Regions from separate parts of the Homo sapiens genome. Here all the other regions are linked to region 3. The links are chromatin contacts, found by Hi-C or POLR2A ChIA-PET in ENCODE. All regions are on one chromosome and are shown on one strand. Each heading gives the region's core, a stretch centred on a gene start or an enhancer-like site at or near the end of the contact. The rest is flanking DNA. Distances are from core to core; before and after follow the strand shown. Region 1 overlaps MGAT5 (alpha-1,6-mannosylglycoprotein 6-beta-N-acetylglucosaminyltransferase). Region 2 holds the start of MGAT5 (alpha-1,6-mannosylglycoprotein 6-beta-N-acetylglucosaminyltransferase). Region 3 has its middle 27 kb from the start of MIR3679.

Region 1 (2,700 bases), core at 58-2,557, 120 kb before region 3:
ATGCATTTCACTCCACATGGCCCATAATTATTCTCTGGAAATACAGACCTCACACCTATTCATCCTCCTACTTTAAACCTCTCATCAACTGCCACGGCCCAGGGAACAAAATAGAAACTCCTTCATTTAACATTGAAAATGCATCACAAATCCCAATTAACTCTCTAGTCTCATTTTCTTCAATATTGCTCCAAGTATGCTGTCAAGGGTATTTTCTGATGTAAAGTAGATCTTTGGGGACCTGTCTTGTTTTCTTTAACTTATTTAATTTACTCTCTCATATCTTGATAATTATATACTTTGCTTAAAATAACAAAGAATTTCTTCTAAAACATTCTGCAATTTAAACCCATTCTCTAAGACTACTTTGTACCATTGTTATCCGGAATTAGTGGTCCTTTCACGAGAAGAAATAATTACCTTCTATAGAAGCAGAAGTAAAATGTACATTGCCAAAAGCACACTGTGGGCCAGGAAAGGAGTTCCTTAAGGGCAGGATCCTAAAATAGTCTTCTGGGAGTTTCTAAAATCTCTTTCCTTGGAGGCCTCCAAGACCAGTGGCAAAGCTAAATGAGGTGGAGATTGGCGGGCGGCGGGGGTGGGGGGGCTTGTGAACAGCCTTGCTAGGAAAAGGGAAAGGAACTTTAGGTCTCAGCTGGCAATCAGGAAACTTCAGCGTCTCAGGCGTCTTTCTGCACTAACCATAGGTGAAAATATCTGCTGGCACCAGATTCTAACAGTATCTCATAGATCGGAATTTCACAAACCTGCCACAATTGACATTTGGGGCTGGATACTTCTATTATGGGCAGTGTCTTATATATTGTAGGATGCTTTTTGCAGCATCTCTTGTCCTCATCTATTAGAAATAAATAGGCCAGTCACAGTGGCTCATGCTTGTAATCCCAGCACTTTGGGAGGCTGAGGTGGGAGGATCGTTTGAGCCTAGGAGCCCAACCAGCCTGGGCAACATAGCAAGACCCCATTCTCTACAAAAAATAAGAAAAAAGAATTTGCCGGGCATGATGGCACATTGCCTGTAGTCCCAGCTACTCAGAAGGCTGAGGCGGCAGGGGGTGGGGACATGGAAGGTCGAGGCTGCAAAGAGCTGTGATAGTGCCACTGCATTCTGGCCTGAGCAACAGAGCGAGACTGTCTCAAAAAAAAAAAAAAAAAAAAAAAAAGGAAATAGCACCTCTTCATTTGTGAAAACCAAAATGTGTCCTGACATTGACATGTGTCCCCTGGGGGCAAAATCGCCCACAGCTGTTAATCACTGCTATAAATTCACTTCCTCAAAGATCACCATCACTTCTGAACTGTCTTTCTTCTTCTAAATAAAAACAAAATATCCTTGACCACACAAAGTGAAAACCATACCAACAAAGACAAGCATTTTTCTGTAAAGATACCAAAAGAATAGCTTCTGACAAGGGTCCACATATTTATTGTTACCATTGCAAATAACAAAACAGAAAGTGACAGGTAGATAGACAGAACATATTTGCTTCTTGCTCAACTTAATAGGAAGCCACCTGCAATCTCATCTCTCTCCCGTCTCTCAGTAGCATCTGGGATCTCACTGACATACCAGTATCTGACCCTGGGAAAGTCATCTGCTGAGCCACTGCCCAGGGGTGGAGCTGGGACACTTCAGGTGCTACTTCAACACAAACTGATGACATGGGTACACATACAAGGAAAGAGCACAGGTACAACTAAATTTCAAGGTCCATTAGCAGCACAAAGAGGGGGAAATTGCACTTCCAAATGCAAGCCCTGGAACTCAGCAGGGACATTTTTCATTTTCAACTTTCAAATGGTAAGAATAATAATAATGGTTGCTGTTTTTAAGAACAGCTTCCAAATTCAAATACATTGCACTTCAACCCCAAATACTAGAAAGTGTTGCATATCGCTCCCCACTTTGGAAAAAATGCAGGGTTGCTGTAAGTTCAACTTGGATTAAATACCAGGAAACTGTCGCTTGAGTTATACCTGTACCTTTGATTTTGTGGTTCTGCTTCCCAAGTGACCTTGCAATTATTAAGTCATCACAACACCACTTGGATGCTATCATTATGGTTTTGGCTTTTAAGGAACAGTCAGCACTGGCCAGTTATTCAGCTGACCTTGAATGACAACTCTTTATTGAGAGTATAAATAAATGTGTACACATGCACATACATACACTACCCCGTAGAGAGCTACACAATGTTCTTGTCCTCTAAAGTATCACAATCTAGGATTGTAACTATCACATCTAGGATTGTAACTATCACATCCTATGAAGCCTCCACATCCCATAACCATTGATGGGAAGTTCAGTCCTGACCAACAAAAAAGGCAGTCCCACTTCTTAGGCGGTGTCTGCTAAGGTCTGAGAACTAGGGAAACGAAATACCAAGTCCGACTTCTAGGCAAATCACCACAAATGTAAATTGAGAAGAAGAACTATAAGAAGAAACTCTTCCAGGTGGTGAAACCAAATGCTGTTCCCTCCAATAGAAACCAATCCATGTGAGCAATATTTACTGAATTATCTTCAACAGGTAAGGCTACAATCAAGACACTATGGGCAGAACAAAGATATATCAGACATTCAGTCCTTAGAAGGCAAGCATTTTCATGATCAGATATGTATACTTTTTACCTTTTCCCCATTTCAGGTACATGACAAAGAACCACAGATCCAATCCT
Region 2 (2,700 bases), core at 80-2,579, 100 kb before region 3:
TTGCCTGGAGTAGTAGACTTATGTGTAATTTTTTTCTTTTTTTGCTTGTCTACAGCTTCCAACTTTTTCTATATTAAACATAAAAGAAAAATAAGTTACATCCCATATGTGTATTTTTTTACTCTTTCTGATTTCAAAAAGAATTCTGAAAAAAATTCTTTAAAGAAAAAGCAACAAGTACACAAAGATTCCTTTCAAAGTGAGGGCAGTTAGAGACAAGGGCAAGAAGAAGAGCAACATAACCTCAAGAAGCCAAAGGTTAAAACTCACCAGCATGCAAGTGCCAGTGTCATATTTATTGGCTGGAGGGAGGAACACAATTGGCTCTAAGTTTACTGGCTTCCATAGAACATTCCTCCCCATCCTCTTCACCTCACCCCCACCAGCCTTAATTAAGTTTTGTTTAGGGAAAGATGAGAATATTTTTCAGCATTCCCTGAACTCACTCCCACATGAGATCACATGGTTCCTGAAATGTGTTCAGGGAGAAGGAGCTAGCTGCAAACACAACCAATAGAGCCCTAACTATACTAACCCACTGACTCCAGGGGAAAGTGTGTCTGCATACACCAGCTCAGAACCCCCAAAATGGCATTGCTTTAATTTCCTAAAGATGCCTCTCTGTGTGCAATTCACTGCTTATGAAGGCAGTGGCAAAGGACATTCAGTCCATGACAAGACCATATCTGGGAGCTTCTAGGGCCATTTCAAGGCCAAGGCACACTTTAATGGAGAGGTCCCAGAAACAGTGCTTACCATAAGCTGTCATGACTCCAGCGTATGGCCCATCCACCACATTCCTGTTTTCTTCTGCCAGTGCCTTGATGTACCTTTTGCTGAGGTCCAGGATCTGCTCGCGCAGCATGGAGCTGCTTTCAGGCTGAGTTCGCTGCTGGATGGTAAAGTGCAGAAGCATCATACCCCAAATGAAGCCAAAAGTCACCAGGAAAAAGCCCAGCTTCTGAGAGGACAACTTCCACGGAGTGAAGAGAGCCATTGCTCTCTGGCAACTTCACCTGTCCTTGGCTCTTAACGCGTAGAAGATAGACACAAATTCATGGTGTAGGTTGAGTGTGAGAGTCTGCTGGTCTCACTCTGGCTCCTGTGTCAGCTGGTTGCCTTTCCTCACTTCCATTCTGCTGTGAAGGAGGAGAAGAATTAGCCAAGTGGTCATGGCACAATACAGCAAAATAAACCAGAAGCCATGTTTTCACTTGAATACCTCTAAGTAAAATGTCAACTCTTAAATTTGCTGGTTCAATATCTTATGATTCAGGAACTGTAAGCTGAGGGGAAATCTGGCTAGGCAACAAGAAGCTAAGCAATTATGAAGGGGGAAGTGTGCGTCTGCGTGTGTTAACAGGTGTAGTGGGGCTGTTCCAGCCTGGACCAAATTCAAAACAGGAAGTTTGTTTTGCAAGGTGGGGAGGAGACAGAAGGATATTTGGCGGAATGTCAGCAAAAACGGGGAGGGTGGAGTCATATCACCATCAGGCCCTTTTGTGTGCCTGTAACTTAAGCTTACAAAGTCATTATTATGTGCTTCTGGCAAGGACTAGAACATGCAACTGGTGAGGTGAGCAAGAAAGTGGATGCCCCCTTGGGGGTAACTAGACAAAGAAGAGGTAGATTGCTACATCTTATTTGAGCATGGCCAGCTTTCACCATCAGTGTTTAGTGATGAGATGGCTCTCTCAGGGCCACCAGGCAACCTCTCTAGGTGCACCAGCACAGAGAAGATATGCCAGAGGTACAAGCAGGGGTATTGCTTTCCCAGCTACATGAGGAAAAGGTACACCTCACTGCTCACTTGCATGCTGTAGCACAAGAAATGTGGAACACCTGGCAGGCAGATTTTCTGTGGTTCTCACTTTCACTCCCACCATGAGGCAAAATGAGACATTAAAAGGCAGAGTAGTTTCAATATTAATGCAGCCAGATCCTATCTAATGCCAGCACAGACCAGGCCACTCTTCTCAATCAGGGCTTCCCAACAAGTAGGACCTGAGCATAGGTTGCAAATGGTTACCAGCATGCCCACCCCTTCAGCCAGAGTCCTGGGCCCAATACCAGTCAGCTTACGAATAGCGCCATTTTCTAAGTGCCACTCAAGGGAGAGGCTGAGCAATGATCCGATCCCTTATAAGAGACTAACCCAGGCTGTACTTCAGAGTGTACATACATGCTTCAGTCAAAGGATTCTTCTTTGCAAGCGGCCCAAAAGAAAATGGTAGCAGGATCTTGAAGCAATTAGCTTTCAGAGCCCTGGATCACTGTTGGTCTGCCTCTTACTGTTTTCCCATTGCCTATCAACAGAGTAAAAATAAATTATAAATTCTAGCTATATCCCAGATATTGTGACATACCATCTTTTGTGGCTTTGCTCACTGAATCCTCAGAAGTTCTATATGGTAAGAAGTATGAATATTATCGTCTCTGTTTTATTAGAAACATGAGAAAATAAAGGTAAAAGGTGATTAACTTGGCAAAGGTCAGCCAGCTATGTGGCAGAGGACTGATCATCTAGGCATGGCCCAGGGGTTATTAAACCATGCCCCACCTTCCCTACATCATCCTCACTCCCCCAACAGCCTGTTTGTATATGGCAGAGAATGATATATATATGCTTAATGGGTCATGAAAAGCAATAAAAAATATGTAACAGATACTCTTTGTAGCCCAGAAGGCCTAAAATATTTA
Region 3 (2,700 bases), core at 8-2,507:
AAGTGAAAATGAAGCTGGAGATGTCACCTGGGCCAGAGGTATGACCAAGAGTCTGTGTTGGCATCTAAGCTTAAAAAGGATGGCCCTGAATTTTAGTAGAATATTGACAATAAAAATAACAACCAACATTTTTTCCAGTACTTACTATGTGCCAGGCCCTGTCCTAAGTGCTCCATATAAAAAGGTAATCCTTACAACATTCCAACAAGTAGATTCCACTCCTATCAGCATGCCACTTTACAGATGAGGACACAATTCAATTCAGCTGCTCCAAGTCAGACCTAGTTAAGGACTGAAACACAATCAGACCAACTTCAGAAACCAAGCTCTCAACCACTTCGTCACTCTGCAGGAGAATGGAGAAGCAGATGGACCTCAATGATCTGCTTTGCATTTTCAGAAGCTCAATGTGGATGCCGTGCAGACAGGGAAGTGAGAATGGAAGCAAAGGACACGGCATCTTCCAGGCCAGAAATGGCAGGAGCCTGGGCCAGGGTGGTGGCAGCAGAGATGTCCAAGACACAGGAATTCTGGGCGGTGGGGAAAGAGAGCACTCTCCTAGGGACTGTTTCACATGTGCCAAACTCCTGACCATGAACAAAGTTTGCGCGTCCTAACCCACCCCATCCACCTGCCATCAGACAATGTGAATAAGCGCCCAGGAGAGTTCTCCCTCTTCTGCAGGACTGACCCAAAACACAGGGCGGTCACTGAGCCTCTGTTATTCCTAAGAGTTAGCATTGATGAAAAAGTCTGTTCTTTGTTTAGAAGGGATGTCATTATCCTCCAGGAAAGGTCACAGATGACCAAGACACCTCACGGTGGTGCCCTCAAGAACACTGACCAGATTCAAACTCAGATACAAAAAGATGCTTCTAGCTTGAATTTTAACAAGCAGAGTTTCTCTTTAATTAACTTGATCGCCTCACAGCTCATTAGAGAGAGTCAGACAGCACAGTTGTCAGGATGGCTCGTGTTTCTAGAAAACTCCCACCTATGGCTTGGTAAAACGGTATGGATCTTGGAGAGGCCATTTCCTTGGATGAGATTTAGAGTCTCAGGGGTGTGGTCAGTGTCCTCTGACTTCAAATAAAAAGAGTGTTGTGGGGTAGATAATGGAGGCTTACCACCAGCTTACACAGCCTGAGAATCAAAACCACTGACAGCTCCGTGCAGGCAATGGGGACACCTGGACGGGCGGAACCACTGAGTTTCTTGTCTCCCGTGACAGGTCTAATCAGGACTTCCCCAAAACGGGGCTTGCCTGTGCCCTCTGACCTGCATGTCTGAACACAGCATGGATAGGCCTGGCAGGATATGGAGGAGGACACAGAAGGGGAGGAGTGGGTGGGAGCAGGGCCATTTCCTTATATAAATAAGTCGCAGCCTCTCGTATTGCAACAGTTGTGAAAAAGTCCACACCCATTTCAGAGTTTTGAAAGACTTCATCTGAGATAGGTGGAGAGGGCCAAGTGCCCCTCTGAAGCTCTTTCCTGCGTGCCATCCGTTCCCTGACCCATATTCGTTTCTCCCAAATTCCTCCTCATTACCTGCTGCCTTAATTGGCCACAAAGTCTATGTATTATAAGTGGAAACTATTAATAACACCTGGTGGGTGAAAATGCTATGGCTCTTATTTACAAAAGTATTAAATTAAGTACCTCTTGTTTTGCGGGGCTCTGGGTATTTTTTTTCCATAGGATAAAAAAATAAAATAAAATAGGGCATAAGAACAAAGAGCTACAGCCCTGCCGTTGCCCCTATGGAAGGGGCCGAGAAACTTCTAATGATGAGGGAAGGGAGGGAGAGAGTGGAGCGGAGAAGCCCATGTCTCTGGGCCTTAACCCTCATAGCATTAGGGCCTTCTCCTCCCAAGGAACCATAAGCAAGAGTTAATATGTCACTCAGCAAACACTGCTCGAGAAGTATAGTCAGTCGTCTGCTATAAGGAAATCGTCCTCGAGTGGCCTGTAAGACTCTGAGTGAGTGGCTTAATCACCCAGCAGGGCCTAGCAGGCAATACAGAAAACTCCTCCGAGACAGCAAGCCTGTAAAGGCAAAGCATTATCATTTGTAACAGGATTAATAACAACATGGGCTGGAAACAAACAGACACCACTGGATTACGTTTCCAGCCTCTTCAGGGAGACCATCGAGTTCAATGAAGGGTTTTATTTCTTTGTTTTTAAACAAGACAGCATCTCCCACCATGTGACACCAAGAACCCTCTCCAGGGAAATCAGTTCTTGTGCATTTGTCCTGCCAATGACAGGCAGCCTGAGGTACAGGGATTAAAACAGTTAGTCAGGAGAAGGTCCAGGAGGAATTTTACAATTCCAATTTAATAATAAAAAAAAAGAAAGAAGACCAAGGGTCTCCTGATTAAGCCTCAGCACTTTAAAAAGGGCTTAAGGGGATCAATATTCCCATGTCACAGTGCTCCTTAAGTTATTTTTTTAACCACTTGGGGCCTTGATTAAAAATGTGGACTCTGGCCCGGCGTGGTGGCTCACGCCAGTAATCCCAACACTCTGGGAGGCTGAGGCAGGCAGATCATTTGGGGTCAGGAGTTCGAGACCAGCCTGACCAATATGGTGAAAGCCCATCTCTACTAACCCATCTCTACTAAAAATACAAAAAAATTAGCCGGGCGTGGTGGCACATGCCTATAGTCCCAGCTACTTGGGAGGCTGAGACAGG

Evidence for each region. Hi-C counts contacts between places; a loop is a spot of excess contacts on that map. ChIA-PET counts read pairs that join two places held with the same protein, here RNA polymerase II (POLR2A). Pooled maps may share reads with other maps.
Region 1: a loop to region 3 is called in a pooled map, with 2.5 times the contacts of the local background. The contact joins two enhancer-like sites. A Hi-C loop is called at or near these places in 3 of 37 single-sample maps with no recorded cell type and 4 of 50 pooled maps. POLR2A ChIA-PET finds 5 or more read pairs at or near these places in 6 of 52 experiments (GM10248, T-cell, activated B cell and 3 more).
Region 2: a loop to region 3 is called in a pooled map, with 5 times the contacts of the local background. The contact joins the promoter of MGAT5 here to the enhancer-like site in region 3. A Hi-C loop is called at or near these places in 1 of 37 single-sample maps with no recorded cell type and 5 of 50 pooled maps. POLR2A ChIA-PET finds 5 or more read pairs at or near these places in 4 of 52 experiments (GM12878, activated B cell, activated CD4-positive, alpha-beta T cell and 1 more).

What each region holds. Positions count from the first base shown.
Region 1 is chr2:134,274,063-134,276,762 of GRCh38, reverse strand. The region is part of intron 2 of MGAT5 (alpha-1,6-mannosylglycoprotein 6-beta-N-acetylglucosaminyltransferase); the gene reads right to left. Among named protein-coding and RNA genes, the nearest start is that of MGAT5, 21 kb to the right of the region's middle. Within about 2 kb of position 1,307, at least 3 of the 41 ENCODE cell types and tissues checked have a DNase peak (open chromatin) inside an H3K27ac peak, as active enhancers do.
Region 2 is chr2:134,252,701-134,255,400 of GRCh38, reverse strand. It overlaps MGAT5 (alpha-1,6-mannosylglycoprotein 6-beta-N-acetylglucosaminyltransferase), which reads right to left and starts at 1,329. Exons shown (of 16, transcript NM_002410.5): 1 at 757-1,329. The coding sequence starts at 997.
Region 3 is chr2:134,153,013-134,155,712 of GRCh38, reverse strand. It overlaps a transcript of MGAT5 not described here. Among named protein-coding and RNA genes, the nearest start is that of MIR3679, 27 kb to the right of the region's middle. Within about 2 kb of position 1,257, at least 4 of the 41 ENCODE cell types and tissues checked have a DNase peak (open chromatin) inside an H3K27ac peak, as active enhancers do; they include GM12878, where a contact is called at or near this core.